2 separate regions of the Homo sapiens genome follow, and region 1 is linked to region 2. Evidence: read pairs that join two places in POLR2A ChIA-PET (ENCODE). Cell type or tissue: A673. All regions are shown on one strand. Links, peaks and the distances in the headings refer to the core of each region. The heading gives the core; the rest is flanking DNA. Region 1 overlaps FBLIM1 (filamin binding LIM protein 1). Region 2 overlaps PLEKHM2 (pleckstrin homology and RUN domain containing M2).

The links. ChIA-PET counts read pairs that join two places held together with the same protein. Peaks named below come from ENCODE experiments on the same cell type or tissue, not always from the same donor. Only the 100,000 strongest peaks of a DNase experiment are listed, where the experiment ranks them.
Region 1: POLR2A ChIA-PET joins it to region 2 with 10 read pairs; 5 of 35 experiments call an interaction of 5 or more read pairs at or near these places.

What each region holds. Positions count from the first base shown.
Region 1 is chr1:15,782,464-15,797,710 of GRCh38, forward strand. FBLIM1 (filamin binding LIM protein 1) reads left to right here. Exons shown (of 9, transcript NM_017556.4): 9 at 2,085-4,126. The coding sequence ends at 2,198. It also overlaps the pseudogene RPL12P14. Among named protein-coding and RNA genes, the nearest start is that of UQCRHL, 18 kb to the right of the region's middle. RefSeq lists enhancers at 3,928-4,692, 4,693-5,457, 9,314-9,814. In A673, for the core only: no CTCF peak of the experiment used is centred there; a DNase peak (open chromatin) is centred at 6,348.
Region 2 is chr1:15,700,473-15,715,719 of GRCh38, forward strand. All of the region lies in intron 1 of PLEKHM2 (pleckstrin homology and RUN domain containing M2), which reads left to right. Among named protein-coding and RNA genes, the nearest start is that of PLEKHM2, 24 kb to the left of the region's middle. In A673, for the core only: no CTCF peak of the experiment used is centred there; no DNase peak of the experiment used is centred there.

The DNA of each region.
Region 1 (15,247 bases), core at 5,168-7,667, 76 kb after region 2:
AGCCATGCTTGTGTGGGCTGGGTTCAGTGAGGTTTCAGCCACCGCACAGCTGCCTTGCAGAGGTTGTGAGACTTGGTGGTAGATAAGGTGTTTCTTCCAATTGGTTCTAATTTAGGAGGGGTCTCATGTGGCCCTCTGGCATGTGTTCTTACAGTGCCAAACAGGTGGCACAGATGGTGCAGTTGTATAGCCCATGGTCTACTTGAGAGACTCAAGTGGCCTTGTAGGGAGGAGACACACAGGGGTGCCTCACCCAGCTGGCCATGGAGGAAGGCAGATTGCAGACCCTGGTCCCTACTGCATAAGGAGGGCCACCTGTGACCCCAAAGTAGTCCCTATAGGGACTCTTTTTTTTTTTTTTTTGAGACGGAGTCTTGCCCTGTCTCCCAGGCTGGAGTGCAGTGGCGCGATCTCAGCAACCTCCTCCCGGGTTCAAACAATTCTGTCTCAGCCTCATGAGTAGCTGGGATTACAGGCACCCACCACCACGCCCGGCTAATTTTTATATTTTTAGTAGAGACGGGGTTTCACCATGTTGGCCAGGCTGGTCGCAAACTCCTGACCTCATGATCCGCCCGCCTCAGCCTCCCAAAGTGCTGGGCTTACAGGCGTGAGCCACTGCGCCTGGCCCCCTATAAGGACTCTTTTGTGGGATCAGTGCAGCTTCCAAAGGGTGCCCAGAACCAAGTCTCTGCGCGCAAATTGTCCCCCCTGTTATTCTCTAGCATGTGCCCAGGTGAGGTTTCTGGGGCAGAACAGTGACGTTGGTAGAATTTGGGCCCCGAGTCCCTGTGTTCCTCATTCTGAAATCCTTTGGTGATTTGAAAAATAGAAAATATTAATGTTTGTGCTGGTGTTGAAGCTGTGTGGGCTGTGGAGTCACAGAAAGGCCCCTGGAGCCAGATCCTGGAGACCCAGTCTGGTCCCAGCTCCAGAACCAGCTGTGTGACCTGGGGCAGAGCCCACTCCTCCCTGGACCTTGGTATCCCACCTGTGAAATGAAGGGACTGGACTAGATTCAGGCACTCATCAGCAGATACCCATGGCCTGTGCTGGGATGGGGACTTGGCCTTAAACAGGGTTCCTGTCTCGTAGAACTTACGTTCTTTTTTTTTTTTTTTTTTTTTTTTGAGATGGAGTCTCGCTCTGTCACCCGGGCTGGAGTGTAGTGGCACGATCTCGGCTCACTGCAAGCTCTGCCTCCCGGGTTCACGCCATTCTCCTGCCTCCTGCCTCAGCCTCCCACATAGCTGGGAGTACAGGCGCCCGCCACCACGCCCGGCTAGTTTTTTGTATTTTTAGTAGAGATGGGGTTTCACCGTGTTAGCCAGGATGGTCTCTATCTCCTGACCCTGTGATCCGCCCGCCTCAGCCTCCCAAAGTGCTGGGATTATAGGCGTGAACCACCGCGCCCGCCCAGAATTTATGTTCTAAAGGGGTTATTGAAGCCGGGCGCACTGGCTCACACCTGTAATCCCAGCATGGGAAGCCAAGGTGGGCGGATCACTTGAGGTCAGGAGATCGAGACCAGCCTGACCAACATGGCAAAACCCTGTCTACTAAAAATACAAAAATTAGCTGGGTGTGGTGGCACACGCCTGTAATCCCAGCTACCTGGGAGGCAGGAGAATCGCTTGAACCCGGGAAGCAGAGGTTGCAGTGAGCCAAGATCGTGCCACTGCACTCCAGCCTGGGCGACAGAGCAAGACTGTCTCAAAATAAATAAATGATAAAAACAAATTTTAAAAAATAATAAAGGAGCTATTAAGACTCTTCTAGCCCCAACTTTCCCTGAACCCTCAGGGGACTTCCCCAGGTGTCCTTAGTTCTCCTGACGGTGAATGTCTGTCCTCACCGGCGCCTCCACGTGGATTAAAGCCTCCATGTGTGTCTGTGTCTCATCTTCCCTTATGGAGACCTGGCCCGGGTGTTGGGAGGGCAGCAGTGAGCAGCCTCCTTCCTCCCACTTAGGAAGGGCATCCACTCATGCAGTTGGTTTATTCGGCAGATGCCAAGTGAGTCCCTCCCCTGTGCAGGCAGCGCCCAGGCCCAGGGCGGGTCAGCATGTGTCTTTGTCTCCCCAGGACTGCAGGATCCTCCTGTCTGTCGAGCCCACGGACCAAGGCTGCTACCCCCTGAACAACCATCTCTTCTGCAAGCCATGCCATGTGAAGCGGAGTGCTGCGGGGTGCTGCTGAGAGTGCCCGCTGGGCAGTGAACAGACCACTAGCCCCGGCTGGGGCCCTTCCCTGACTTGGTTTCCCTTCCTAACCTGCTCTTGCACACTTTCCTTCTGAGCCTCCATGGAGACCAGCCTGCAAGCCGGCCCAGCCTGTCCAGGATACAGTGGGGCTGAGCACCCCCAGGCCTTCCACTCCTCTACCCTCTGGGCACCAGAAGGCTCCTGGACCATGAGCTTCACCCCCAGAATTCCCTGCTGACCCTGCCCCACTTCCAGGGAAAAGCTGGGGGAGGTTGGACCCCTCTCACTGACTAGCTGTCTGGTAGGGGTGCTAGGACCAGCCTCGCCTGTGGGGTTGAGCTGTTTGAGGACAAACTCCAAGGTCCCTTAAAAAGTGCCTTTTAGAGGCTGGGCATGGTGGCTCACGCTTGTAATCCCAGCACTTTGGGAGGCCAAGGTGGGTGGATCACCTGAGGTCAGGAGTTCAAGACCAGCCTGGCCAACATGGTGAAACCCTGTCTCTACTAAAAATACAAAAATTAGCCAGGCATGGTAGCAGGTGCCTGTAATCCCAGCTACTGGGGAAAGCTGAGGCAGGAGAATTGCTTCAATCTGGAAGGCAGAGGTTGCAGTGAGATTGCACCATTGCATTCCAGCCTGGGCAACAAGAGGGAAACTCCGTCTCAAAAAAAAAAAAGTGCCTTTTAGGCCGGATGTGGTGGCTCATGCCTGTAATCCCAGCACTTTGGGAGGCCAAGGCAGGCAGATCACTTGAGGTCAGGAGTTTGAGACCAGCCTGGCCAACACGGCAAAACCCCGTTTCTACTAAAAATACAAAAATTAGCTGGGTGTGGTGGCGTGCGCCTGTAATCCCAGCTACTCAGGAGGCTGAGGCAGGAGCATTGCTTGAACCCGGGAGGCAGAGGTTGCAGTGAGCTGAGATGGCACCACTGCACTCCAGCCTGGGAGACACAGCGAGACTCTGTCTCCAAAAAAAAAAGTGCTTTTTGAAAATGTTGAGGTTGAAATGATGGGAACCAACATTCTTTGGATTTAGTGGGGAGCATAATAGCAAACACCCCCTTGGTTCGCACATGTACAGGAATGGGACCCAGTTGGGGCACAGCCATGGACTTCCCCGCCCTGGAATGTGTGGTGCAAAGTGGGGCCAGGGCCCAGACCCAAGAGGAGAGGGTGGTCCGCAGACACCCCGGGATGTCAGCATCCCCCGACCTGCCTTCTGGCGGCACCTCCCGGGTGCTGTGTTGAGTCAGCAGGCATGGGGTGAGAGCCTGGTATATGCTGGGAACAGGGTGCAGGGGCCAAGCGTTCCTCCTTCAGCCTTGACTTGGGCCATGCACCCCCTCTCCCCCAAACACAAACAAGCACTTCTCCAGTATGGTGCCAGGACAGGTGTCCCTTCAGTCCTCTGGTTATGACCTCAAGTCCTACTTGGGCCCTGCAGCCCAGCCTGTGTTGTAACCTCTGCGTCCTCAAGACCACACCTGGAAGATTCTTCTTCCCTTTGAAGGAGAATCATCATTGTTGCTTTATCACTTCTAAGACATTTTGTACGGCACGGACAAGTTAAACAGAATGTGCTTCCCTCCCTGGGGTCTCACACGCTCCCACGAGAATGCCACAGGGGCCGTGCACTGGGCAGGCTTCTCTGTAGAACCCCAGGGGCTTCGGCCCAGACCACAGCGTCTTGCCCTGAGCCTAGAGCAGGGAGTCCCGAACTTCTGCATTCACAGACCACCTCCACAATTGTTATAACCAAAGGCCTCCTGTTCTGTTATTTCACTTAAATCAACATGCTATTTTGTTTTCACTCACTTCTGACTTTAGCCTCGTGCTGAGCCGTGTATCCATGCAGTCATGTTCACGTGCTAGTTACGTTTTTCTTCTTACACATGAAAATAAATGCATAAGTGTTAGAAGCTCTTCCATGTTGTGTGTAGGCTCTCACACAGGTAAACGCTGGCGTTTGGTAGTAGCCCTGGGCATCTGCTCGCTGTGGCGGGAGTGTCCGAAGAGTGCTGGGGCTCAGCTCAGCAGATGGAGGGGCTCATTTCCTGCCTCATGCCCAGCACTGGGGCCGGCCAACTCACTGGGTGTGCTTCTCCTGGACACAGGCCACCACTGATGGGGTTGGCTGCAGGAGCCTCAGTAGGGCTGCCAAATGCTTTAAGAATTAACACTCATGCCGGGCGTGGTGGCCCATGCCTGTGATCCCAGCACTTTGGGAAGCTGAGGTGGGCGGGTCACTTGAGGCCAGGAGTTTCAGACCAGCCTGGCCAACATGGTGAAACACCGCCTCTACTAAAAATACAAAAATTAGCTGGGCATGGTGGTGCTTGCCTCTAGGCCCAGCTACTCGTGAGGCTGAGGTAGGAGAATCTCGAACCTGGGAGGCAGAGGTTGCAGTGAGCTGAGATCACAACACCGCACTCCAGCCTGGGTGATAGACTGATTCAAAAAAATAAGAATCAACAGTCAGGCTGGGTGCAGTGCCAGCACTTTGGGAGGCCGAGGTGGGTGGATGGCTTGAGCTCAGGAGTTTGAGACCAGCCGTGTCAACATGGCGAAACCCCGTCTCTATGAAAAATGAGCTGGGCACGGTGGTGTGCACCTATAGTCCCAGCTACCTGGGAGGCTGAGGTAAGAGGATCACCTGAGCCCAGGAGGTCGAGGCTGCAGTGAGCCGTGATTGTGTCACTGCGCTCCAGCCTGGGTGACAGAATGATACCCTGTCTCAAAAATAAAAAAAAAACACCCCCAGGGCGTGCTCCCTGCACATAACTAGGCTGCTCTCCCTTTTCAAGCTTGCACACTGACCCCTGGGCTCACTTGGTGAGCACAGGCCCAGAAAGAGTTGGCCTGAAAGAGCACTGGCTTGGTGACAGGCCACCCAGATCTCAGACCTATCTCTGTACTCAATAGCGTGGACAAGTTAGTAACCCTCAGCCTTGATGTTCTCATCTGGAGCAGTTTAAAACATTTTATTTATTGGCTGAGCGCGATGGCTCACACCTGTAATCCCAGCACTTTGGGAGGCCGAGGCAGGCAGATCACAAGGTCAGGAGTTCAAGACCAGCCTGGTCAACATGGTGAAACCCCATCTCTACTAAAAATACAAAAATTAGCCAGGCGATGTGGCAGGCGCCTGTTATCCCAGCTACTTGGGAGGCTGAGATAGGAGAATCGGTTGAACCTGGGCGGCAGAGCCTGCAGTGAGCTGAGATTGCGCCACTGCACTCCAGCCTAGGTGATAGAGTAAGACTCCATCTCAAAAAAAAAAAAAAAAAAAAAAAAAAAATATATATATATATATATATATATAAAATGTATTATAAAAATAGAGGCCGGGCGTGGTGGCTCATGCCTGTAATTTTAACACTTTGGGAGGCCAAGGCAGGCAGATCACGAGGTCAAGAGATCAAGACCATCCTGGCCAACATGGTGAAACCCCGACTCTATTAAAAATACAAAAAAATTAGCTGGGTGTGTTGGTGCGCACCTGTAATCCCAGGTACTCAGGAGGCTGAGGCAAGAGAATTGCTTAAACCTGAGAGGCGGAGGTTGCAGTGAGCCGAGATTGCGCCATAGCATTCCAGCCTGGTGACAGAGCGAGACTCCGTCTCAAAAAAAAAAAAAAAAGAGGCCAGGCACGGTGGCACATGCCTGTAATCCCAGCACTTTGGGAGGCCAAGGCGGGTAGATAGCCTGAGGTCAGGAGTTCGTGACCAGCCTGACTAACATGATGAAACCCCATCTCTACTAAATACAAAAAAGTTAGCCGGGCCTGGTGGCACATGCCTGTAATATGAGCTACTTGATAGGCTGGGACAGGAGAATCCCTTGTACTTGGGAGGTGGAGGTTGCAGTGAGCTGAGATCGCGCCATTGCACTCTAGCCTGGGCAACAAGAGCAAAACTCCATCTCAAAATAAATAAATAAATAAATAGAGATGGAGTCCCACTATGTTGCTCAGGCTGGTCTCAAACTCCTGGGCTCAAGCAATCCTCCCACCTTGGCCTCCCAAATAGCTGGGATTACAGGCGTGAGTCACCATGCCCAGCCAAGTTGGAACAGTTCTAATCTATCATGGAGAGTTGCTGTGAGAGAAAGGGAAGTATTAGGCTGAGAGATTTCAGCTTAGTTCATGAGTCACTGGCTTCATCTTGTGAACCCTGAAATTCTCTAGCCGTCACTCCCTCCATGGTCACGTTGATGCCTGTCAATCAGACCACCAGGAACACGCCTGCAGTCAACAAATTTGGGTTTATTATGCTTGCTGTGGCAAGGGAGGCCACACAGCACGGGGAAGCCAGGGCATCTCCAAAAGCAGTGTTAGTGCTGGTATCGGATTTGGAGAAAGATTTAAGGAAGTGTGGGTTTGCTCTGGATGTGTGCTGTCAGAAAGCGGGGTGATTGTATGGTTCAGTGACTCGATCCCTTTATATCTACAGCTGTGATTGGGGGCGACGCAGCAGCAGCTGCAGGAGACATTCTCATTTGTGTGGGTGGCCCTGAGATGCGTGTTCAGGACAGCTGCTGAGTGGTGTTGCTTTTGACTTTAACCTTCTTAGGCCAGACGTGGTGGCTCATGCCTATATACCCAGCACTTTGGAAGGCCAAGGAGGGCGGATCATCTGAGGTTGGGAGTTTGAGACCAGCCTGACCAATGTGGAGAAACCCTGTCTCTACAAAAAATACAAAATTAGCCAGGTGTGGTGGCGCATGCCTGTAATCCCAGCTACTCGGGAGGCTGAGGCAGGAGAATCGCTTGAACCTGGGAGGCGGAGGTTGTGGTTAGCCGAGATCACGGCATTGCACTCCAGCCTGGGCAACAAGAGCAAAACTCCGTCTCAAAAAACAAAACAAAACAACAAAAAAACCATATAAACAAACAACAAAAAAACCATATATATGTGTGTGTGCGTATATATATGTATATGTGTGTATATACATGTCCATATATGTATATATGTATGTATATGTGTATATATATGCATATGTGTGTGTGTGTGTGTGTGTGTGTGTGTGTGTGTATATATAGCCTTGTTGTAATTCCTCATGTCCTAGCATGCTTCTGTTTGAGTGTATTTGGAGGGGTGTTACCTGGATGAAATTCTAGGAGATGCCTCTGCTTTTCGGGCTGCCCATGTAAAAATCATTCCATTCCATAAGGGGATGCTTCTAGGGAGCACTCAATAGTGTGTATTCACCTCCCCCACCCCAACCCTCCCAACCAACCTTCATTCTTCTTTTCATTCCTCTTTTCATCCTTTTCTCTGCTCTCACTTGGAGGGCGCCTGCCACATGTAGGCACAATCAGAACACCCCAGGCAAAGATGATTTCCCTTCCCTTTGGGTACACTTACTGGCAAAGATAAAATATATTCTCTAGATTCAAAGAGATATTTGTGCACCCATGTTCATATCAGCATTACTCACAATAGCCAAAAGGGGGAAGGAACCAAGTGTCCATGAACAGAAGAACGGATGACAAGATGTGGTCTCTCCAGACAATGGAAGATTCTTCAACCTTAAAAAGGATGGCAGCCTGGGTGCGGTGGCTCACATCTGTAATCCCAGCACTTTGGGAGGCTGAGGCAGGTGGATCACTTGAGGTCAGGAGTTCGAGACCAGCCTGGCCAAAATGGTGAAATCCCATCTGTACTAAAAATACAAAAATTAGCCATTAGCCAGCTGTGGTAGTGCACGCCTGTAATCCCAGCTACTCAGGAGGCTGTGGCAGGAGAATCGCTTGAACCCAGGAGGCGGAGGTTGCAGTGAGCCGAGATCGTGCCATTACACTCCAGCCTGGGTGACAGAGCGAGATCTCCGTCTAAAAAAAAAAAAAAAAAGGCCACACGTGGTGGCTCACACCTGTAATCCCAGCACTTTGGGAGGCTGAGGCAGGCGGATCACGAGATCAGGAGTTCAAGATCAGCCTGGCCAACATGGTAAAACCCCGTCTCTACTAAAAATACAAAAATTAGCCAGGCATAGTGGCACACACCTGTAGTCCCAACTACTGGGGAGGCTGAGGAAGAAGAATCATTTGAACCCAGGAGGCAGAGGTTGTGATGAGCTGAGATCGTGCCACTGCACTCCAGCCTGGGCAACAAAGTGAGACTCCATCTCAAAAAAACAAACAAAAAAAAAGGATGGCATTCTGACACATGCCACAATGTGAATACACCTTGACAACATTGTGCTCAGTGAAATAGGCAGACACAAAAGGACAGACACTGTATGATTCCACTTATATGAGTATCTAGTCAGATTCATAAAGACAATGTAGAACAGAGGTTTCCAGGAACTGGGGGGAAATAGGAATGAGGAGCTTAGTGTTTAATGGGGGCAGAGTTTCAGTTTGGGAAGGAGAATAGCGTTCTGGAGGCTGGGCGCAGTGGCTCACGCCTGTAACCCCAGCACTTTGGGAGGTCAAGGCAGGCGAATCGCTGGGGCCCAGGAATTCAAGACCAGCCTGGGCAACATGGCAAAACCCTGTCTCTACAAAAAATTAGCCAGGCATGGTGGCATGCGCTTGTAGTTCCAGCTACTCTAGGGGTTAAGGTAAGAGGGTCATCTGAGCCTGGGAGGTCGAAGTCGCACTCCAGCCTGGGTGACAGAGTGAGACCCTGTCAAAAAAAAAAAAAAAAAAAAGCTGGCCAGAGTTCGAGACCAGCCTGGCCAACATGGTGAAACCTTGTCTCTCTAAAAATACAAAAATTAGCCAGGTAGGGGCCGGGCGCGGTGGCTCACGCCTGTAATCCCAGCTCTTTGGGAAGCCGAGGCGGGCGGATCACGAGGTCAGGAGATTGAGACCATCCTGGCTAATAGGGTGAAACCCTGTCTCCACTAAAAATACAAAAAATTAGCCGGGTGTGGTGGCAGGCGCCTGTAGTCCCAGCTACTCGGGAGGCTGACGCAGGAGAATGGTCTGAACCCAGGAGGCGGAGCTTGCAGTGAGCCGAGATCGCGCCACTGCACTCCAGCCTGGGCGACAGAGAGAGAGTCTGTCTCAAAAATAAAATAAAATAAAATATTAGCCAGGTGGAGTGGCGGGCACCTGTAGTTCCAGCTACTTGGGAGGCTGACGTGGGAGAATCACTTGAACACAGGAGGCAGAGGTTGTCGTGAGCCAAGATTGCACCACTGCGCTTCCAGCCTGGGTGACACAGTAAGACTTTGTCTTAAAAAAAAAAATAGTTCTGGAGATGTATGGTGGTGATGGTTGCCCAACAGTGTGAAGGTACTTAATGCCATGAAACCGTACAGTTAGTTGCGATGGTAAATTTTACATGTATTTTAGCACAATTAAAATATACGTATATAATACATCTATCTATGCATCTAAACCAGATGCTGCGAGACAGGAAGAGGAGCTGGTGAAGGCATGCAGTGCTGGAAGGGTCCTGAGGGGGACGGTCCCTGCCTAGGGTCCCCTGCGCAGCCTGGGAAGGCTGGCCACTGCTGTCTGCAGATGAGCTGGTTGTCCCGGCTGTCCTGGACTCCCTAAAGGCAGGTGCGCACACAACCACTAGAGGGCAGCATGGGCTGGCGAACGGGGAGCCCGGGCATGAATGATTTCAGGGTTCACACGGGTCCTCAACTTCTCCAAACTGCAAGAGGGGAAGGGTCATTCCGGCCCACGCACCACGCAGGGTGGCAGTGAGGCTGAGAGGAGAGAACAGATTGCAAAACTAGAAAGTGTCCAGCCTGGGCCAGGCACGGTGGCTCACGCCTGTAATCCCAGCACTTTGGGAGGCAGAGGCCGGTGGATCACCTGAGGTCAGGAGTTCGAGATCAGCCTGACCAATATGGTGAGACCCTCGTCTCTACTAAAAATACAAAAATTAGCCGGGCATGGTGGCGTGTGCCTGTAGTCCCAGCTATTCAGGAGACTGAGACAGGAGAATCGCTTGAACCCGGAAGGCGGAGGTTGCAGTGAGCCAAGATCATGCCACTGCACTCCAGCCTGGGCGATAGAGCTAGACTCTCTCTCAGAGAAAGACTCTGTCTCAAAAAAAAAAAAAAAAAAAAAAAAAAAAAAAAAAAAAAAGAGAAGGAGACCAAGGTGCAACTTTCTTCGGTTGTCCCGAATCCGGGTTCATCCCACACCAGCCACCTCCACCATGCCGTGAAGTTTGACCCCAGAGAGATCAAAGTTGTATACCTGAGGTGCACTGGAGGTGAAGTCGCTGCTTCTGCGCTGGCCCCCAAGATCGGCCCCCTGGGTCTGTCTCCAAAAAAGGTTGGTGATAACATTGCCAAGGCAACGGGTTACCGGAAGGGCCTGAGGATTACAGTGAAACTGACCATTCAGAACAGACAGGCCCAGATTGAGGTGGTGCCTTCTGCCTCTGCCCTGATCATCAAAGCCCTCAGGGAACCACTAAGAGACAGAAAGAAACAGAAAAACATTAAACACAGTGGGAATATCACTTTTGATGAGATCGTCAACATTGCTTGACACACGTGGCACCGATCTTTAGCCAGGGAACTCTCTGGAACCATTAAAGAGATCCTGGGGACTGCCCAGTCTGTGGGCTGTAATGTTGATGGCCGCTACCCTCATGACATCATAGATGACATCAACAGTGGTGCTGTGGAATGCCCAGCCAGTTAAGAAGCAGAAAGGAAAATATTTCAATAAAGGATCACTTGACAACTGGTGGAAAAAAAAGAAAAAGAAAGAGTGTCCAGCCTGGGCAATGTGGAGAAACTCCATCTCTACTAAAAATAGAAAAATTAGGCAGGGCCAGGCGCAGTGGCTCATGCCTGTAATCCCAGCACTTTGGGAGGCCGAGGCGGGTGGATCACCTGATGTCAGGAGTTCATGACCAGCCTCAACATGGAGAAACCCCGTCTCTACTATAAAAATACAAAATTAGCTGGGCGTGATGGTGCATGCCTGTAATCCCAGCTACTCGGGAGGCTGAGGCAGGAGAATTGCTTGAACCTGGGAGGCGGAGGTTGTGGTGAGCCGAGATCACGCCATTGCACTCCAGCCTGGGCAACGAGAGCGAAACTCCGTCTCAAAAAAAAAAAAAAAGAAAAAAAGAAAAATTAGGCGGGCGTGGTGGTGAGCACCTGTGGTCCCAGCTACTTGGGAAACTGAGTTGGGAGATTCACCTGAGCCTGGGATGCAGAGGTTGAAGTAAGCTGAGATCGCACCACGCCACTGCCCTCCAGCCTGGGCCACAGAGCGAGACCCTCTCTCCAAAACAAAACAAAACAAAAAACTAGAAAGTGAGTGATATGGCTGTGGAATTGCTGCCTCTGTCCTAGAGACACGCCCTTTTGGAGGGAGACCTGTGTCAGCAGACTGAATTCTTCATTGGCTCAAACCCCCACCTGCTAGGAGGGGCCCACCTGGAAGTCCCCATGCTGCTACCCTGCAATTCCATACCTGGGAACCTGGGCACAGTAAGCACAGAATCAGAGCTGGGACAAAGGACAGCATGGTGCACTGGGAGCCCTGAGCCTTTCTGATGGTCACCCTGTCCCCAGAGGCCCCTTTCCCGAGGGCACACCCAGGTGTGAACTTCACCCAGCACAGGCCACAGGCCAGCCCCTCCAGGGCAACCCAAGCCCCTCCCTACCCTGCTAGAGAGACAAATGGTGGGAACCGGGAATTGAATGGGGGGATGGGGAGAGGGGAGGAGGCTGAGCTGATGAGGAAGAATTGCAGGGACTGAGAACATTTTCCAAAAAATGTTCTCCTCACTTTAATGTACAGTTTATGTAACAAAATAATCTATGAAGTAGCAATTTTGACATTGCCAAAGAGGAGGAAGCTGCACATCAGAGAGCTGGTATAACTGCACAAGGCCGCACAGCAGAGACAGGATCAAAGCAGGTCCAGTGAAAATTCTATAGTCCTCCACTACAGACCCACTTCAGAAATCCATATTCTAGAATGTTTCAGAACCCATCGTGTAACACAGGTGCCAATGTCCAACTGAAAAAACCTTTAATGTCTGGAGCTCTGCATCTCTGCATCTTTTTTTTTTTTGAGACACAGTCTCACTCTGTTGCCCAGGCTGGAGTACAGTGGTGCAAATACAGCTCACTGCAGCTTTGATGATGTCCTGGGCTCAAGCAGTCCTCCTACCTCAGCCTCCCAAGTAGCTGGGACCCCAAGCATGCACCACCACACCTGACTAATTTTTTAAATTTTTTGTAAAGATGGGGTTTTACCATGCTGCTTAGGCTGATTTGGAACTCTTGGCCTCAAGCAATCCTCCTGCCTCGGCCTCCCAAGTGCTGGGATTACAGGAGTGAGCCACCGTGCCCAGCTAAGACCTGCATCTTTTTTTTTTTTTTTTTTTTTTTTAGAGATGAGGTCTCTCTATGTTGCCCAGGCTGCTCTTGAACTTCTGAGCTCAAGTGATCCTCCTGCTTTGGCCTCCCAAAGTGCTAGAATTACATGTGTGATCCACCACGCCAGGCCAAGACCTGCATCTTAAGAGGGGGAGTTTAGACTGCAGGCCTCTTGCTTGTAAGTGACATATAATTTTCCCAATCCATCCAGAAAGGTCCTTGTATCCTGTATGACTCATACTAATTCTCAGAGAGTGAGCATCAGATTAGAGAGACTCTGGAGTGTACCCTGCTCATAACCTTCCTTCTGCAGAAAAAAATGTATGTGATTCAGTGGAAAATAATGCACTATCTACACCCAGCACACCCTTCCTGGTTATCAGATTCTAGCCTTTTATTGTCTTTGAGCGACTTTACAGCTCTGTAAATTATAGGTAAATGATATATTGCCCTGTCTAGTAGAGGTTCTCCCTCGCTTTCTTGTTGAAAAACCAGTTTTCATTTGCACATTCATTTCAATATTCCTGACCTATGAATGTGACTGTTCTTAGCTGTCCCCCCTTTTTTTTTTGAGACAGAGTCTCGCTCTGTCACCCAGACTGGAGCAGAGCACAGTGGCATGATCTCAGCTCACTGCAAGCTCCGCCTCCTGGGTTTAAGCGATTCTCCTGCCTCAGCCTCCCAAGTAGCTGGGATTACAGGCATATGCCATGATGCCCAGCTAATTTTTGTATTTTTAGTAGAGACGGGGTTTCACCATGTTGGCCAGACTGGTCTTGAACTCCTGACCTCAGGCAATCCACCTGCCTCGGCCTCCCAAAGTGCTGGGATTACAGGCGTGAGCCACTGTGCCCGGCCCTTAGCTGCCCTTTTGAGCTGGTTATAACATCACCTGGCTCCCTTATGAGTTAAATAAAATGGCTAATACCTATTCATTTTCTATCTGTGTGGGAGTCATGATTTTACCTTCTTTTGAAAATGAAAATGACCTTGCAACGCTTCCTTCATCAGGTGTTTATGACAGCTCCTTTAGGCCAGAGGAGGTGGTGGGGTCCCTTGCAGGGCATCCCATGAGGTGGAATTAAGAGCAGCTGGCCGGTGGCCTCTGTTCCCCAGAGTGGTCTCTGAATGGGAAGGGAGGGGAGGGGAGGAGGAAGACAGGAGGGAGGGGTTCTGCCCAGTGGATGGGATAAGGTCTTAGCAAGACCTAGATTCTCGGGCTGGGTGAAGTGGCTCATGTCTATAATCCCAGCAATTTGGGAGCCGAGGCAGGAGGATCACTTGAGCCCAGGAGTTCTATTTCAGCCTGGGCAATAGAGTGAGACCCCATCTCTACAAAAAAAAACAAAAAACAAAAAACAAAAAAAAAACTAGACTCTCTCTCTGGTTAAGCTCCTAGCCAGCTATTTGACCTTGAGACACAATGTCTTTAAGTTTTGAGGGTGAGGAAGGGTGTCAAAAACTGACATTTATTTCCTGAGCTCTTGTCTGTCTTGTCTGGGGTGAGGCTGGAGAGGTGGGATGATTGACTACGCTGAACAGGAAGCTAGGTTTCAGGAGTTAGGCAGCCTGCCTGGGATCGAGACTCCTTGATGAGGATACTGACAGTAATAACAACAGCAGCAGCTACCATTTCGTGGGCATGCATATGCCCATATGTATTATCTCATTTAGTTCCCACTGCTGCCTGGAAGGAAGGAATGATCTATGATCCCATCGTTCACACAGGGAGACGAAGGCTCAAGGTCACACCACATAGATTCCAGCTCTATATTTAGCCAAGTCCTAAACCCTTTATTCCACTGCCTTAGCCTCCTAGATGAGACAGGGCAATCCCTTGGCCACTGAATTGCTTTTTTCCTCACCTACAAAACAAAGAGAATTATTACCTTGATCATACACGTAAAGGAATGCAATGGCAGATGACCAAATGTCATGTGGTTTCCTGGGATGGATTCTGGAAAGGAAGAAAGGACATTAGTGGAAAATCTGGTGAAATCCCAGTAAAGTCTGGAGTTTGGTGAGTCATGTTGTACCAATGTCAGTTTCCTAGTTTGGACAAATGTGCCATAGTTGCGTGAGATTTTTTTTTTTTTTTTTCTGAGACAGTGTCTCGCTCTGTCACCCAGGTTGGAGTGCAGTGGCGCGATCTTGGCTCACTGCAAGCTCTGACTCCCGGGTTCACGCCATTCTCCTGCCTCAGCCTCCTGAGTAGCTGGGACTACAGGTGCCCGCCACGACGCCCGGCTAATGTTTTGTATTTTTAGAAGAGATGAGGTTTCACCGTGTTAGCCAGGAAGGTCTCGATCTCCTGACCTCGTGAACTGCCTGCCTCGGCCTCCCAAAGTGCTGGGATTACAGGCGTGAGCCACCGCACCCGGCTGTTTTTTTTTTTTTTTTTTAAGACGGAGTCTTGCTCTGTCACCAGGCTGGAGTGCAGTAGAGCGATCTTGGCTCACTGCAACCTCTGCCTCCCAGGTTCAAGCAATTCCCCTGCCTCAGCCTCCCAAGTAGCTGGGACTACAGGCACACACCACCACGCCTGGCTAATTTTTTGTATTTTAGTAGAGACTGGGTTTCACCATGTTGGTCAGGATGGTCTCGATCTCCTGACCTCGTGATCTGCCCACCTCGGCCTCCCAAAATGCTGGGATTACAGGCGTGAGCCTCCATGCCCAGCCTCAATAAATCTAAAGTTATTTTGAAATCAAAAGTTTCTTATCT
Region 2 (15,247 bases), core at 11,276-13,775:
GGCTCCGGTCTCCCTGCCTATAAAATGAGGGTTGTGGCTAAGTGATTATTTTTCTGATTTTCATTACATTCAGTAGTCAGTTTCATTCACTGATAACTTCTCCCTCTCCCTCTCCTTAACTCCAACTCCCTTCACACACCCTTCTGCACAGGGCAGGACATTCTTACTGAATGGGAGGCCCCAGGAAACTCTGCTTCCTAACCAAATGGTTTCTAAGGGCTCTTCTGCTCTTCGATAATGAAATTCCTCAGCCCTGGCCAGCACCCAGCCTTGTCTTAGATCGCAGAGGAGAGTCTCTGCAGAAGTGCTGCTGGCAGTAGTGATTTATTCCTTGGATCACATGAAAATGGGGTGTTATTAGCTGGGCGCGGTGGCTCACGCCTGTAACCCCAGCACTTTGGGAGGCCGAGGCAGGTAGGTCATGAGGTCAGGAGTTCAAGACCATCCTGGCCAAGATGGTGAAAACCTGTCTCTACTAAAAATACAAAACAATTAGCCATGTTGGTGGTGGACGCCTGTAATCCCAGCTACTCAGGAGGCTGAGGCAGGAGAATCGCTCGAACCCAGGAGGCGGAGGTTGCAGTGAGCCGAGATCATGCCATTGCAATCCAGCCTGGGCAACAAGAGTGAAACTCTGTCTCAAAAAAAAAAAAAAAAGGGGGTGGGGGTATGTTATTAGCTGGGTGCGGTGGCTCACTCCTGTAATCCCAGCACTTGGTGAGGCCGAGGTAGGTGGATCACCTGAGGTCAGGAGTTTGAGACCAGCCTGACCAATATGGTGAAACCCCATCTCTACTAAAAATACAAAAAATTAGCTGGGCATGGTGGCAGGTGCCTGTAATCCCAACTACTCGAGAGGCTGAGGCAGGAGAATCGGCTGAACCTGGGAGGCGGAGGTTGCAGTGAGCCAAGATCGTGCCATTGCATTCCAGCCTGGGCAACAAGAGCACAACTCCATCTCAAAAAAAGAAAAAAGAAAAAAAAAAGGTATTATTAGTCTTAGGAAGCTTGGCTAAGACTTAAAATACCCCAGCTGGCCGGGCACGGTGGCTCACGCCTGTAATCCCAGCACTTTGGGAGGCCAAGACAGGTGGATCACGAGGTCAGGAGATCGTGACCATCCTGGCTAACACGGTGAAACCCAGTCTCTACTAAAAATACAAAAAAAATTAGCTGGACGTGGTGGCGGGCGCCTGTAGTCCCAGCTGCTTGGGAGGCTGAGGCAGGAGAATGGTGTGAACCCGGGAGGCGGAGCTTGCAGTGAGCCGAGATTGCGCCACTGCACTCCAGCCTGGGGAACACAGCGAGAATCCCTCTCAAAAAAGAAAAGAAAAAAGACCCCAGCCTGCCTGCCTCACTTGTTTGTTTATTTTCTGCTCCCTGTGTCTTTCTGAGGGGATGGATGTCGAGCACTGGCCCTTCCCTTACATTCACAAGAGGCTGCGCCTGAAGCTGCAGCAAACTGCTGATGCAAGCTCGGGGGGGTAGTCGTTATGGTGGCCTCCCTGAAGGGACATTCAGTAGTTGCAACCACATGGCCCTTCTCCAGCTGTCACTGATACGGACGGGTCGCCCAAAGGTAAATGACAGCAGGTAGCTTGAGCTCCACCTTTCCCCTGGGGATCTGCCTTGTAAGGGAGGAATGTCTGTGAGACCAGAGGGGCAGTTTGCCCAACCAGTGACCATGCTGTGAGTAGAATTCCCAGACGCAAGGTGGGCAGTGGCATGTCACTTTCCATGGGACGCGTCCTCACCCACCTTGTACCTACAGCATCGCCATGTGAGGGGCAGCCTCCAGGACTCAGTGGACCAAGAGGGCCCCTGCAGTGCAGTCTGGCTCGGAGGTTGAGATGAGCTTATTTAGCTGTGGCCATCGTGGATGTAATCCTTAAAGAGGTGATTGGAGGTGAGGTGGGTGGTAATCCACCCATTCTTCAGGTGGGTTTTTTTTTTCTTTTTTTGAGATGTAGCCTTGCTCTGTTGCCCAGACTGGAGTGCAGTGGCACAATCTCAGCTCACTGTAACCTCCGCCTCCCAGGTTCAAGCAATTCTTTTGCCTCAGCCTCCCAAGTAGCTGGGATTACAGGCATGTGCACCACCACGCCCAGCTAATTTTTGTATTTTTAGTAGAGATGGGGTTTCATCATATTGGTTAGGCTGGTCTCGAACTCCTGACCTCAAGTGATCTCTCCACCTTGACCTCCCAAAGTGCTGGGATTACAGGCATAAGCCACCGTGCCCAGCCTTTTTTTTTTTTTTTTTTTTCGAGGCAGGGTCTCACTCTGTTGCCCAGGCTGGAGTACAGAGGTGTGATCATGGCACATTGCAGCCTCCAGCTCCTGGGCTCAAGCAATCCTCCTGCCTTAGCCTTCCGAGTAACTGGGACTATAGGTATGCACCACCACGCCCAGCTAACTTTAAAAAAAAAAAAAGTTGCTAGAAACAGGGTCTTGCTATATTGCCCAGCTGGTCTCAAACTTCTGGCTTCAAGCAATACTCCCGCTGACTCAGCCTCCCAAAGTGCTGGAATTACAGGCGTGAGCCACAGCGCCCAGCCCTCAGGTGGGGTCTATTCTGTTTTTGGATTTCCACCTCCTAGACCTGTCCTGCTGAGGCTCTTCCAAACACTCTTGTGTAAATAACGTTTGGTCTCCATGGAGCCCACAGGGAGGCTGCTGTTACCTGGCGGCCTTCTCCCTGGGCATCACAGGAGAGTCGAACCTGCCAGGCCAGGCCGGGCCGGGCAAGGTTTCTTAGGTATCCTTAGGTCTGTGTCTGCGGTGGCTGAGCAGGGATGGGGCAGGCACAGCGGTGGAGCCCCACAGTGGCCAGGCAGTTAAACAGGCACGCTTACAGCCATCTGTCCAGCCTCTCCTGTTGTTGGAGCAGGCGTTTTTATCCTGCTCTGTAAATAGGGAAGTGTGACCCCTGCTCCCCTAGTATAACTTGCGAGTTGACAGCAGAGTTAGAATCCAGATCGCCCCTCTTTTGGGCTGGGCAGGGTTGCAGCCTCTTTTTGACCTTGTCTGACGAGGGAGAAAGGAAGGACGTCACTTGGAACTGTCTTATGTTCATTTGGCTGTTTATCGTCTTTCACAGCCACCTTTGAGTTAATTATTAGAGACCAATCTGGAAGGATTTCTTCGTATCAACCATAGTACTAGAAATTGTTTTGTGGGTGTATGAAGATCAGAGAGAGACGGGACAGAGAAGGCCGGGCTGTGGCAGCTCAGAGCAGAGAGTGGGACTCACCCTGATTAAAATTCTCTGAGTCAGGCATTTCTTGGCTTGTTGGAGTGTACCACCCACACTTCCCCGAAGCAGTCTTGTGACGCCCAGCCTTCCCAGAGCGCCTGGGAGCCCTGTGCTCCTGGCTTTGGGAGAGTCTGGGATGAGCTGAGCTAGCTTTTCCCGGCCCTGGTGCCTGAGCACAACCGAAAAATCAGCAGCAGGGACAGGAGAGCAGCTGAGCAGGTCTAGAGCGTGGTCTGGGAACATGCCTTTGAGACAGAGGCCTCAGAGTCCGTGGACCTTAGGGAACCACCATGTTTAAAAATTTACCTTAAATCTGAATCTCTCTCTTCATTCTCAGCTGACCTTGCTTACTTTTGAATTTTCTTCTGATGACAACTTTTTCATCCTCCCACCATGGAGCATACTGGCCCACCTGCTTGTGGACTCTCCTTTGTGGCCAGAGGGGTCCCATCCTGTCTTTCCTGGGCAAGGACTTTATTTCTTTACTCTACCCTGTTTTTCCTGCCACTCTTTTGGCAAAACCGGTCAAAGGGATTTTCTGTATTTACTGTCTCTTCCTCCACTCCCTCCGTCCCTCCCTCCCTCCCTTCCTCCCTTCCTTTCTTCCTCTTCCTCTCTGTTCTTCCACTTCCCTCACCCCCTCTTCTGACCCAAAATAGGCAGAATGGCATACCGAAGCCCCATGTTCAGCTCGTATCATCACCGGACAGTCTATACCACCAGCCCTCTATTATTTTGAAACAGATTTCCAGACATCCATAAATATTTCAGTACGTATTGTTAAAAAATGAGGATTCTTTTCTCACATGACCCAATATTACAAAAAATTCACAATAACTTTTCCTCAATATCATCAAATATTTGCTGTTTCAAGTTCCAGCTGCCTCATCACTGTCATGTTTAAATGCCTCATTTGCTGATGCGGGATCCACACAAGCTCCTGCCCTCCGTGATGAGTGCCCATCAGGCTGCTGCCCCCGCCCCTGCGCCCATGTGCTTTCCTCATGGTCCCAGCACCTCCCTTTTAGGCCCCTGCTGCCATGACCCTGGCGACTGACCACACCTGCCCTTGGGAAACTTTCCTCACTGGGCTTCTGGAGCACATACTGCCCACGTTTTCTGCCCACCTCGCTGGCTGTGCCTTCGTGGTCTAAGACAGTGATCCTCAGCCCGGGCCAGGCATCAGGATTACCTGGAGTGTTACAGTGCTGCTTCTTGTGCCCTGACTCCAGAGTTTCTGATGTCATTGGTCTGGAAAGGGGCCCGGGCATTGTTGGGCTGCGTGGGTGAGGACCCCTGGTCTAACGCAGCCCTGGCGGCTCAGTACTCAGACGCTCCTCCTGCTGCACACTCACGGCTTTCAGTGGCTGGCGGCACCCCCCCTGCCCCTGAACCTCAGATCCATTTCCACAGCTGTGTCCTTGATGTCTCCACGTAGATATCTTTTTTTTTTTTTTTTTTTTTTTTTTTGAGATGGGGTCTCACTCTATCACCTAGTTGGAGTGCAGTGGTGCAATCTTGGCTCACTGCAACCTCTACCTCCCAGACTCAAGCGATTCTCCTACTTCAGCCTCCTGAGTAGCTGGGACTACAAGTGTATCGTGCCATCATGTCCGACTAATTTTTTGTATTTTTGCTGAGGTAGGGTTTTGCCATGTTGCCCAGGCTTGTCTCCAACTCCTGAGCTCAGACGATCCACTCACCTCGGCCTCCCAAAGCGCTGGGATTATAGGCGTGAGCCACTGTGCCCGGCCTCCACATAGATGTCGGATAGGTGTTCTGAACTTATGCCAGAGCTGAACTCCACCTGATCCAGAAACGGCTGCCGTCCACCTGCTCAGACCATACCTCAGAACTGTTGCTGGCTCCTCCTTTTCCCTCATGCCCCACATTTAATCCATCGCTAAATCTCTGCGGCTCTGCCTTCAGACCCTGCATCTGACCCCTTCTCCTGTCCTCTACACTGTAGCCAGCTCCCAGCCCCCATTTTCCCATTGTCGGGGCTGCTAGCCTCCTAACCAGCCTCTGCCTCCACCCTGGCCTTTCACAGTCTGTCTACTCACCATACAGAAACTATGGCAAGGCCGGATCTGGTGGCTCACGCCTGTAATCCCAGCACTTTGGGAGGCCGAGGTGGGTGGATTGCTTGACCCAGGAGTTCAAGACCAATCTGGGCAACATGATGAGACCCCATCTCTACAAAACAGAAAAACTAGCCTGCTGTGGTGTCGCACACCTGCAGTCCCAGCTACTCGGGAGGTTGAAGTGGGAGGATCGATTGAGGCAGAGGCTGCAGTGAGCCAAGATCGCGCCATTGCACTCCAGCCTGGGTGACAGAGCAAGACCCTGTCTCAAAAAACAAGCAAGAAGCTATAGCAGCTTTGTAATAGTGACATCGAGTTATGTACTTTCCTGTTCTCACCTGCCAACAGCTTCCCATCAAACTGGTAATGAAACGCAAAGCCCCTCGCACGGCCTGTGTGGCTGTGCATGATCCGGCCCTCAGCTGCCTTCTTGACCTCATCTCATGCTGCTCACCCCTCACTCCCTGAGCTCCAGCCACACCAGGCTCCTCACTGTTGCCCCTGCTGTTCCTCTAACCGGAATACTTTCCCCCCGGATGCCACAATAGCCATTTCCTCAGGGAGATCTTCTTGGCTCCTTATTTGTTTGTTTGTTTTTATTATTATTTTTTGAGTTGGAGTTTTGCTCTTGTTGCCCAGGCTGGAGTGCAGTGGCACGATCTCGGCTCACTGCAACCTCTGCCTCCCAGGTTCAAATGATTCTCCTGCCTCAGCCTCCCGAGTAGCTGGGATTACAGGTGTGCGCCACCATGCCTGGCTAATTTTTTGTATTTTAAATAGAGACGGGGTTTCACCACGTTGGTCAGGCTGGTCTCGAACTCCTAACCTCAGGTGATCCACCTGCCTCAGCCTCCCAAAGTGCTGGCATTACAGGCGTGAGCCACTGTGCCCGGCTTTTGTATTTATTTTTTTCCCTCTGGGGGCTCCGTATTTATAACAGATTTCCACACCCTGCTTCATTTTTTTCATAGCACTTACTACTCCCTGATGCCGTATTATACATTTGCACTAATTTATCTCTGCCACCGTGTCTGATATGTACATAGCAGGTGCTCAGTAACTGTGTGTTGAAATATGTGACCCTTCACGGCTTGAGCCTTCCCTTCTGGCCACTGCTGAACTGAGCTTTGAGCAAGAGGCAGCTCCTCAGCCGAGCCTATCACAAGTGTGCATTCCTTGCCACCTCTGCTGCAGGCTCCAGACCGAGGGCCAGCATGCTTCTTCTGTAAAGAGCCAGGTGCTAAATAGTTCAGGCTGTACAGGCCATGCGGTCTCTGAGACAAACTCCGTCTCAAAAAAAAAAAAGAGTGCTTAAAGTGTAGGCTTTGGGCTGGGCACCATGGCTTATACCTGTAATCCCTAGAATTTGAGAGGCTAAGGCAGGAGGATCACTTGAGCTCAGGAGTTTAAGACCAGCCTAGACAACATAGCAAAACTCCATCTCTACAAAAAAAATACAAAAAAAAAAAAAATTAGCCAGGTGTGGTGGTACATACCTGTAGTCTCAGCTATTTGGGAGGCTGAGCTGGGAGGATCACCTGAGCCCGGTAGGTTGAGGCTGCAGTGAGCATTACTGCACTCTAGCCTGGGCAACAAAGTGAGACCTGTTTCTAAAAACACTGCTCCACTTGCCGTCATAGCACAAAAGCAGCCACAGGTGACACGTGAGCCGATGGGAGTGGCTGTGTTCCAATAAAACTTTACACACAAAACTTGGAGGTGGTCCCCTAGCCACCCTGCCCTAGACTCCCACGAATTCTGAGATTTTCTGCCTTTCCCCAAAATCCACATGAACAGAAAGGAAACACTCAGAACCACTTGGCAGTCTGATCAGCAGAATGAACTTCTTCCCAGAAGTGGGGAAAGCCCCTCCTGGAGCAGCTGCAGCTTTTTTTAAAACTGACAAGACACATCCTCACTCGGGAGATGCCAGTGTGGGGCCAAAGGACAGAGACTGTACCAGCAAGGGCTGTTGGTAGAGAAGCCACCCTGGCTGCTCTCCTTGGTCTGTCTTCCAAGAAGCAGAACTGGAGAAGACTCTGAGCTCATGTCTACCATGGGGTTTTAGTTCTCATAGTTTATATTTTTTTGAGATGGAGTCTCGCTCTTGTCGCCTAGGCTGGAGTGCAGTGACGTGATCTCAGGTCACTGTGACCTCCACCCCCTGGGTTCAAGTGATTCTCCTGCCTCAGCCTCCCGAGTAGCTGAGATTACAGGCACCCACCACTATTCCCAGCTAATTTTTGTATTTTTAGTAGAGATGGGGTTTCACTGTGTTGGCCAGGCTGGTCTTGAACTCCTGACCTCAAGTGATCCACCTGCCTCGGCCTCCCAAAGTGCTGGGATTACCAGCGTGAGCCACTGCACCTGGCCAGTTCTCATGATTTAAAAGAGAGGGAACTGCATTTTTCTTTTTTCTTTTTTTTTATGGAGTCTCGCTCTGTCGCCAGGCTGGAGTGCAGTGGCACGATCTCAGCTCATTGCAACCTCCACCTCCCTGGTTCAAGCAGTTCTTCTGCCTCAGCCTCCCGAGTAGCTGGGGCTACAGGTGCACACCACCACGCCCGGCTAATTTTTGTATTTTTAGTAGAGATGGGGTTTCACCATGTTGGCCAGAATGGTCTCGATCTCTTGACCTTGTGATCCACCTGCCTCGGCCTCCCAAAGTGCTGGGATTACAGGCGTGAGCCACTGTGCCCGGTCCGGAACGGCATTTTTCTTTCTTGGATTCCCCTAAAACGTATTAGGAGGGGATTTAAATAGAGTCTAACTTTACAAAAAAGTTTTTTAAAATAGAGATGGGGTCTTGCTATATTGCCCAGGCTGGTCTCAAACTCCTGGCCTCTAATGATCCTCCTTCACTGGCCTCCCAAAGAGCTGGAATTATACTTGTGAGCCACCATGCCTGGCTAGAGTCTAACATTTTACATACATTATTCGTTCTGGGACCTCCAACCCAGGTTTGATGAAAAGACCTGGGTTTAAAATCTGTCTCTGCCCCTTACTAGCTCTGTGACCTACTTACGGGGCTGCGGTGGTGATTAAATTACGTTTGAAAAGTGTGTCATCGTCATCATAGCTGCTAACATTTGTTAAGTGTTTACGATGTATCATGTACTTGGTAAACATAGTATAAGCATTATGAACCCTCATGGCAACCTATAGGGAGGGTCCTATTACTAAGCCCATTTTACAGACAAGGAAAACGAGTTTCGAGAGGTTAGGTAACTTGCCCAAGGTCACACAGTGAATGAGTAGCAGAGTCAGCATTCAAACCAAGTTGTCCGACTCCAGAATCCACACTCTTAACAGCTCTGCCACCGTCCTGATGCACAGAGTGTGCACTCAATAAATCATGGCCCTAATTGTAGTGGGTATTAGCTCTACCAGCAGGTATTGAGTGCAACCAAAGAGTAATTTGGCATAAAAGATGAGGATTGTGCTTCCAGGCTGGGTTATATTTGTTATACTCACCCCATTAATTCTGTTCTGGGGTCCTCATTTCTTCGATGTTTGCTTTCCTTCCACTCCTGTTCTTTCAGAGCCTTCTGATACTGGAGCGGGAGGGAGGTGGTTACCAGCTGCAGCCTCATTACAGCTAAGAGAGTGCCACTGCTGTTTATTTACCTTTATGTGCTTTGCTACCCAGCTCCCAAAGTCTTTAAATAGCCACATGTGGCTAGTGACTACTGTATTGGACAGCTCAGGTCTAAATAGTCGTTTTATAACCCATTTTGCAGATGAGAAAAAATGAGGGTTAGAGAGTTAAGTAATTTGCCAAAGGTGCCCACCTCTGTAGTCGCAGAGCCACACTTTGGACCCGGGTTTCCTGCCTACGGAGCCTTCTCTCTCCACCACCGTGGCATATACACTCTTTGTACTGTACTTTTTGCAGAAATTGTTTCAAGGCACAGATTGCTTCCTAACTCATAATACCATGTGTAGATATGCAAGCCACCTTGAAATAAATGTGCAGGACATACCTAAAGAAAGCTATAAAAATTACCAAAGGATATAACAGAAGACCTGAATAAATGGGGAAAAGACTCCATGTTCCTGGATAGGAAGACTCAATATTGCAATATTATTTCCTCCTCCAAATGATCTCTGGATTCAGTATAATTCTAGTACAAGCCGGGCGCGGTGGCTCATGCCTGTAATCCTAGCACTTTGGAGGCCGAGATGGGCAGATCACGAGGTCAGGATATCGAGACCATCCTGGCTAACGTGGTGAAACCCCATCTCCACTAAAAAAAATACAAAAAATTAGCTGGGCATGGTGGCGGGCGCCTGTAGTCCCAGCTACTCGGGAGGCTGAGGCAGGAGAATGGCGTAAACCTGGGAGGCGGAGCTTGCAGTGAGCCGAGATCGCGCCACTGCCCTCCAGCCTGGGCGACAGAGCGAGACTCCATCTCCAAAAAAAAAAAAAAAAAATTCTGGTACAAATCCAGAAGAAAATTGTAGTGAAATTTGATTAAAATAATGTACTAGAACAGCCAAAACAGTTTTGTTGTTGTTGTTATTGTTGTTATTTGAAACGGAGTCTCACTCGGCTGCCCAGGTTGGAGTGCAGTGGCATGATCTCGGCTCACTGCAACCTCCAACTCCCGAGTTCAAGCAATTCTCCTGCCTCAGCCTCCCGAGTAGCTGGGATTACAGGCATGGTGGGGCCCGGCTAATTTTTGTATTTTTTTTAGTACAGACAGAGTTTTACCATGTTGGCCAGGCTGGTCTCAAACTCCTGACCTCAGGTGATCCGCCTGCTTTGGCCTCCCAAGGTGCTGGGATTACAGGCGTAAGCCACTGCACCCAGCTACCAAAACAATTTTGAAAAAGAATGTTGAGGGGGCTGGGGTGGACTTGTTCTGCCCATACCAAAATGCTGAATAAAGTGAAAATTTTAAATGGAGGACCAGCACAGGAATATATAATAGGCCAACAAGAAGTAGTTTTAAAAGGGGCATATTACATCACAGATCAGCCAGGCATAGTGGCATGCATTTGTAGTTCCAGCTACCCAGCAGGCTGAGGTGAGAGGATTAGGAAGAGCTGGACCATTAATTAACATTAATAAATACGAGGGCTGGGTGCCGTGGCTCATGCCTGTAATCCCAACACTTTGGGAGGCCAAGGCAAGCAGATCACCTGAGGTCTGGAGTTTGAGACCAGCCTGGCCAACACGGTGAAACTGGATCCTTACCTCATGCCATATATAAAGCTGGATCCTTACCTCATGACATATATAAAGATCTAAACATAAGGGAACCTGGCCGGGCATGACGGCTCACCCCTGTAATCCTAGCATTTTGGGAGGCCAAGGCAGGAGGATCCCTTGAGCCCAGGAGTTCGAGAGCAGCCTGGGCAACATAGGGAGACCCTGTCTCTATCAAAAATAAAAATAAAATAAAATAAATAAAAACATAAGGGGACCAAAAACCAGCAGTGAAAAAACAAAAAAGATCTAAACCTAAAAACCAAAATCAAATTGTCCTAAAACTATAAAAGAAAAAAGGCACTTTTGTGGCCAACCGTGGTGGCTCATGCCTGTAATCCCCACACTTTGGGAGGCTGAGGTGGGCAGATCTCTTGAGCTCAGGAGTTCGAGACCAGCCTGGCCAACATGGCAAAGCCCCATCTCTACTAAAAAATACAAAAATTAGCCAGGTGTGGTCGAAGGTGCCTGTGATCCCAGCTACTTGGGAGGCTGACGCAGGAGAATCACCTGAACCTGGGAGACACAGGCTACAGTGAGCCGAGACTGTGCCAGTGCACTCCAGCCTGGGCAACAGAGCGAGGCTCCATCTCAAAAAAAAAAAAGAAAAAAGAAAAAAGGCACTTCTGTAATCTTACATTGGGAAAAATGGGAAACTATAAAGGAAAAGACTGGTAGATTTGACTGCATCAAAATTAAAAATTTCTCAATAGGGCAAAAAAATGACAAGTGAAGTTTAAAGGTCAATTGATAACGGGGGGGAAAATAATATATAACAACACATTAGGTTAAATCCTTAAAGAGCTGTAACATGGCTGGGCGCGGTGGCTCACGCCTGTAATCCCAGCACTTTGGGAGGCTGAGGCGGGTGGATCATCTGAGGTTGGGAGTTCAAGACCAGCCTGACCAACATGGAGAAACCCCATCTCTACTAAAAGTACAAAATTAGCCGGGCACGGTGGCGCGTGCCTGTAATCCCAGCTACTCAGGAGGCTGAGGCAGGAGAATCGCTTAAACCTGGGAGGCAGAGGTTGCAGTGAGCCGAGATCACGCCACTGCACTCTAGCCTGGGCAACAAGAGCAAGATTCAGTCTCAAAAAAAAAAAAAAAAAAAAAGAGCTGCAACAAATAACAAAAACACAAGCAGCCAGTGGAAGATTGGGCAAAGGCTGTGAATACTTAGTTCCTAGAAGAAGAGAAACACGTGGCTAATATGGATGTTCCACTGCGCTTTTAATCAGAGAAGTACAATTTAAAACAGGTACTATTTTTCACCAAATGGACTGGAAAAAATTAGACTAATTATATGCAGTGTTGGCCAGCATGGTCGGAGTGTAAATCAGTCAGACATTCTAGACGGCCAGGTGGCAGGACCCAGGCAGATTGTGAATGTGTTTGTCTGTTGGCTCAGCAGTTCCCCTTGCAGGCACTCACCATACAGAAGCATCCACACAGGACTGCACAATGGTCACTGCAATATTATGTGCTATGTCCAGGAACTGGATATGATATCCATATTTAACAATGGTTGAAGTATGGTACATCATAATGATATGGAAATATACATGGATATACCTTAAAGGCAAAACAAGTTTCAGAATGAATATAGCATGATCTTATTTTCCTTTTTTTTTTTTTTTTTGAGACAAGTTCTTGCTCCAGGCTGGAGTGCAGTGGTGCCATTACAGCTCACTGCAACCTTGAACTCCTGGGCTCAAGGGATACCTCCCCCTGACCCTGCCTCAGCCTCCCAAGTAGGTGAGACTATAGGTGCATGCCACCATGCCTAGCTAGCTTATTTTTATTTTTATTTTTCGCCCCTGCTGGAGTGCAGTGGTGCAATCTTGGCTCACTGCAACCTCCACCTCCTAGGGTCAAGCGATTCTCCTGCCTCAGCCTCCCAAGTAGCTGGGATTACAGGAATGTGCCACCACACCCAGCTAATTTTTGTATTTTTAGTAGAGACGGGGTTTCACCATGTTAGCCAGGCTGGTCTGAAACTCCTGACCTCAACTGATTTGCCTGCCTTGGCCTCCCAAAGTGCTGGGATTATAGGTGTGAGCCACCACGCCTGGCTAATTTTTAATTTTTTGTTTGTTTGTTTGTTTTTGTAGACACAGCGTTTTGCTATGTGGCTGAGGCTGGTCTCAAACTCCTGGCCTCAAACGATCCTCCTGCCTCGGGCCTCCCAAAGTGTTGAGATTACAGGCATGAGCCACCACTCGTGGCATTCCTTTTTTTCTTATTTCTTTCTTTCTTTTTTTTCTTTTTTTCTTAGGTCTGTGTATACAGGAAAAGAGTTGGGGGGATACGTGCACACCAAGCTGTTGGCAATAGTAAATGGGAGCAAGGGGGCCTTTATTCTTTATACACACCTCTGTGTTGCTTCCATTTTTACAATGAACAAATGTTTTCAGAATAATTTTTCTTTAAAGGTATCTTAGCTGAGAAAAGAGTCTGAGTTCCAGCCCTGGGTCCTGTCACTTAACTAAAAACCATATTGAGGGACTTAACCTCGTCTCTGTAAATACACAAATATACACATTCTTTTCCATGTGGGAATTATAATTCAAGAGAATGAATAATATTCTGTTTTTTGTTTGTTTGTTTGTTTTTTGTTTTTTGTTTTTGAGAAGGAGTCTTGCTCTGTTGCCCAGGCTGGAGTGCAGTGGCGTGATCTCAGCTCACTGCAAGCTCCGCCTCCCGGGTTCCTGCCATTCTCCTGCCTCAGCCTCCCGAATAGCTGGGACTACAGGCGCCTGCCACTACGCCCGGCTAATTTTTTGCATTTTGCTTAGTAGAGACGGGGTTTCACTATGTTAGCCAGGATGGTCTTGATCTCCTGACCTCGTGATCCGCCCACCTCGGCCTCCCAAAGCGGTGGGATTACAGGCGTGAGCCACTGCAGCCCAGCCCTGTTTTTTTTTTTTTTTTTGGAGACAGAGTCTCACTCTGCTGCCCAGGCTGGAGTGCAGTGGCACAATCTCAGCTCACTGCAACCTCTGCTTCCTGAGTTCAAGCAATTCTCCTTCCTCAGCCTCCTGAGTAGCTGGGATTACAGGTGCCTGTCACCGCACCCAGCTAGTTGTTGTATTTTAGTAGAGAACGAGGTTTCACCATCTTGGCCAGGCTGGTCTTGAACTCCTGACCTCGTGATCCACCCGCCTTGGCTTCCCGAAGTGCTGGGATTACAGGTGTGAGCCACCACACCCGGCCCTGTTTTGGTTTTTTAATTAGAACATTGCACTAGATCTCTAAGGATGCTTCCAGCTGTAACATCTGTCTATAGGCTCTCTGATCTCAGATTTACTCAGATTTTGAAATTAAAAAAAAAAAAAAAAAAAAAGCTCTACCCCAGTGTGGTCGTACTTAATACTGAAGTGTGCAGTAATGTTTCCAGCTGTTGCTGAGAGGGATTATGCAGTTTTTGCAGGCTTATTCCTCTTTCTTTCAGCTCTAGAAATCTTTCCTTCTGGTGCTCTGATTTGCCTGCCTCTGGGAGGAAGGGAAGGGAAGACCCTGCAGGACTGAGGTTTGTCCTGGCTGACAGGCCTGCCAGGCTTGTTCCGGGCTGCAGAGAAGAGAGGCTATTTTTGTTGTGGGAGCTGAATTGTTGGTCTCTCTCCAGGAGCACATGCTTGTTGGTGTGGTTGATGTATCTTGCCTGCTGTGGCCATCTCTACCACTGCTTCCAGAAAACACTTGAGAATACGTTTGTCCCAAGAGGTTAAACCTGAGATCAGGATCAGGCATCTGTGCTCTTGTCTTGTGTTCCACTCCCTTCTGGCCATTGGAAGGGCAGTAGCAGAACAGGATATGGCTAACATGAACTTGGAGAGACTTTTCTCCTAGAGCTGTGCTTGAAAGGGGCCCTCTCTCTGTAACTGCGGTTGCAGTGAACTCAGTCCAATATCTGGGCTTTCTTGTCCTTCAGTAGGCTGATGGAGCTGCCCTTGCCCTCACCAGCCTGGTGGGGTTTGCACAGTGCTGCAGTTCATCTCACCTACTGTCCAAATCTCCTTTTATCAGCCCAGTCCAGGAACAGTGGTGTCCTTCTTGGTGTAGGGCTTAACGTGAGCCTTGCATGCACCTAGATCCATATCCAGCATTGCAGGCAATTCTAGTATTCCATGTCAAGAAGGCTGGCAAGAAGGCTGGTGGGGCAGGTGCCCCAGTCCATCGGCCCTTAGTATATGCAGAGGGTAGCTCCAAGTGGGGCCACTGTGATATGAAGGAGGATTGTTTGAATTCAGGAGATTGAGGCTGCAGCGAGCCGTGATCACACCACTGCACTCCAGCCTGCATGACAGAGTGAGACCCTGTCTCAAAACAAACAGGCCGGGCACAGTGGCTCACGCCTGTAATCGCAGCACTTTGGGAGGCCAAAGTGGGTGGATCACCTGAGGTCAGGAGCTTGAGACCAGCCTGGCCAACATGGCGAAACCTCGTCTCTACTAAAGATAAAAAATTAGCTGGGCATGGTGGTGGGCACCTGTAATCCCAGCTACTCGGGAGGCTGAGGCAGGAGAATCACTTGAACCCAGGAGGCGGAGGCTGCAGTGAGCCGAGATCATGCCACTGCCCTCCAGCCTGGGCGACAGAACAAGACTTTGTCTCAATAAAACAAACAACCAAAAAGAAAAGAAAAAAGATACTTTTCTAATATATGACTGGGAAAAATGGGAAACTATAAAGG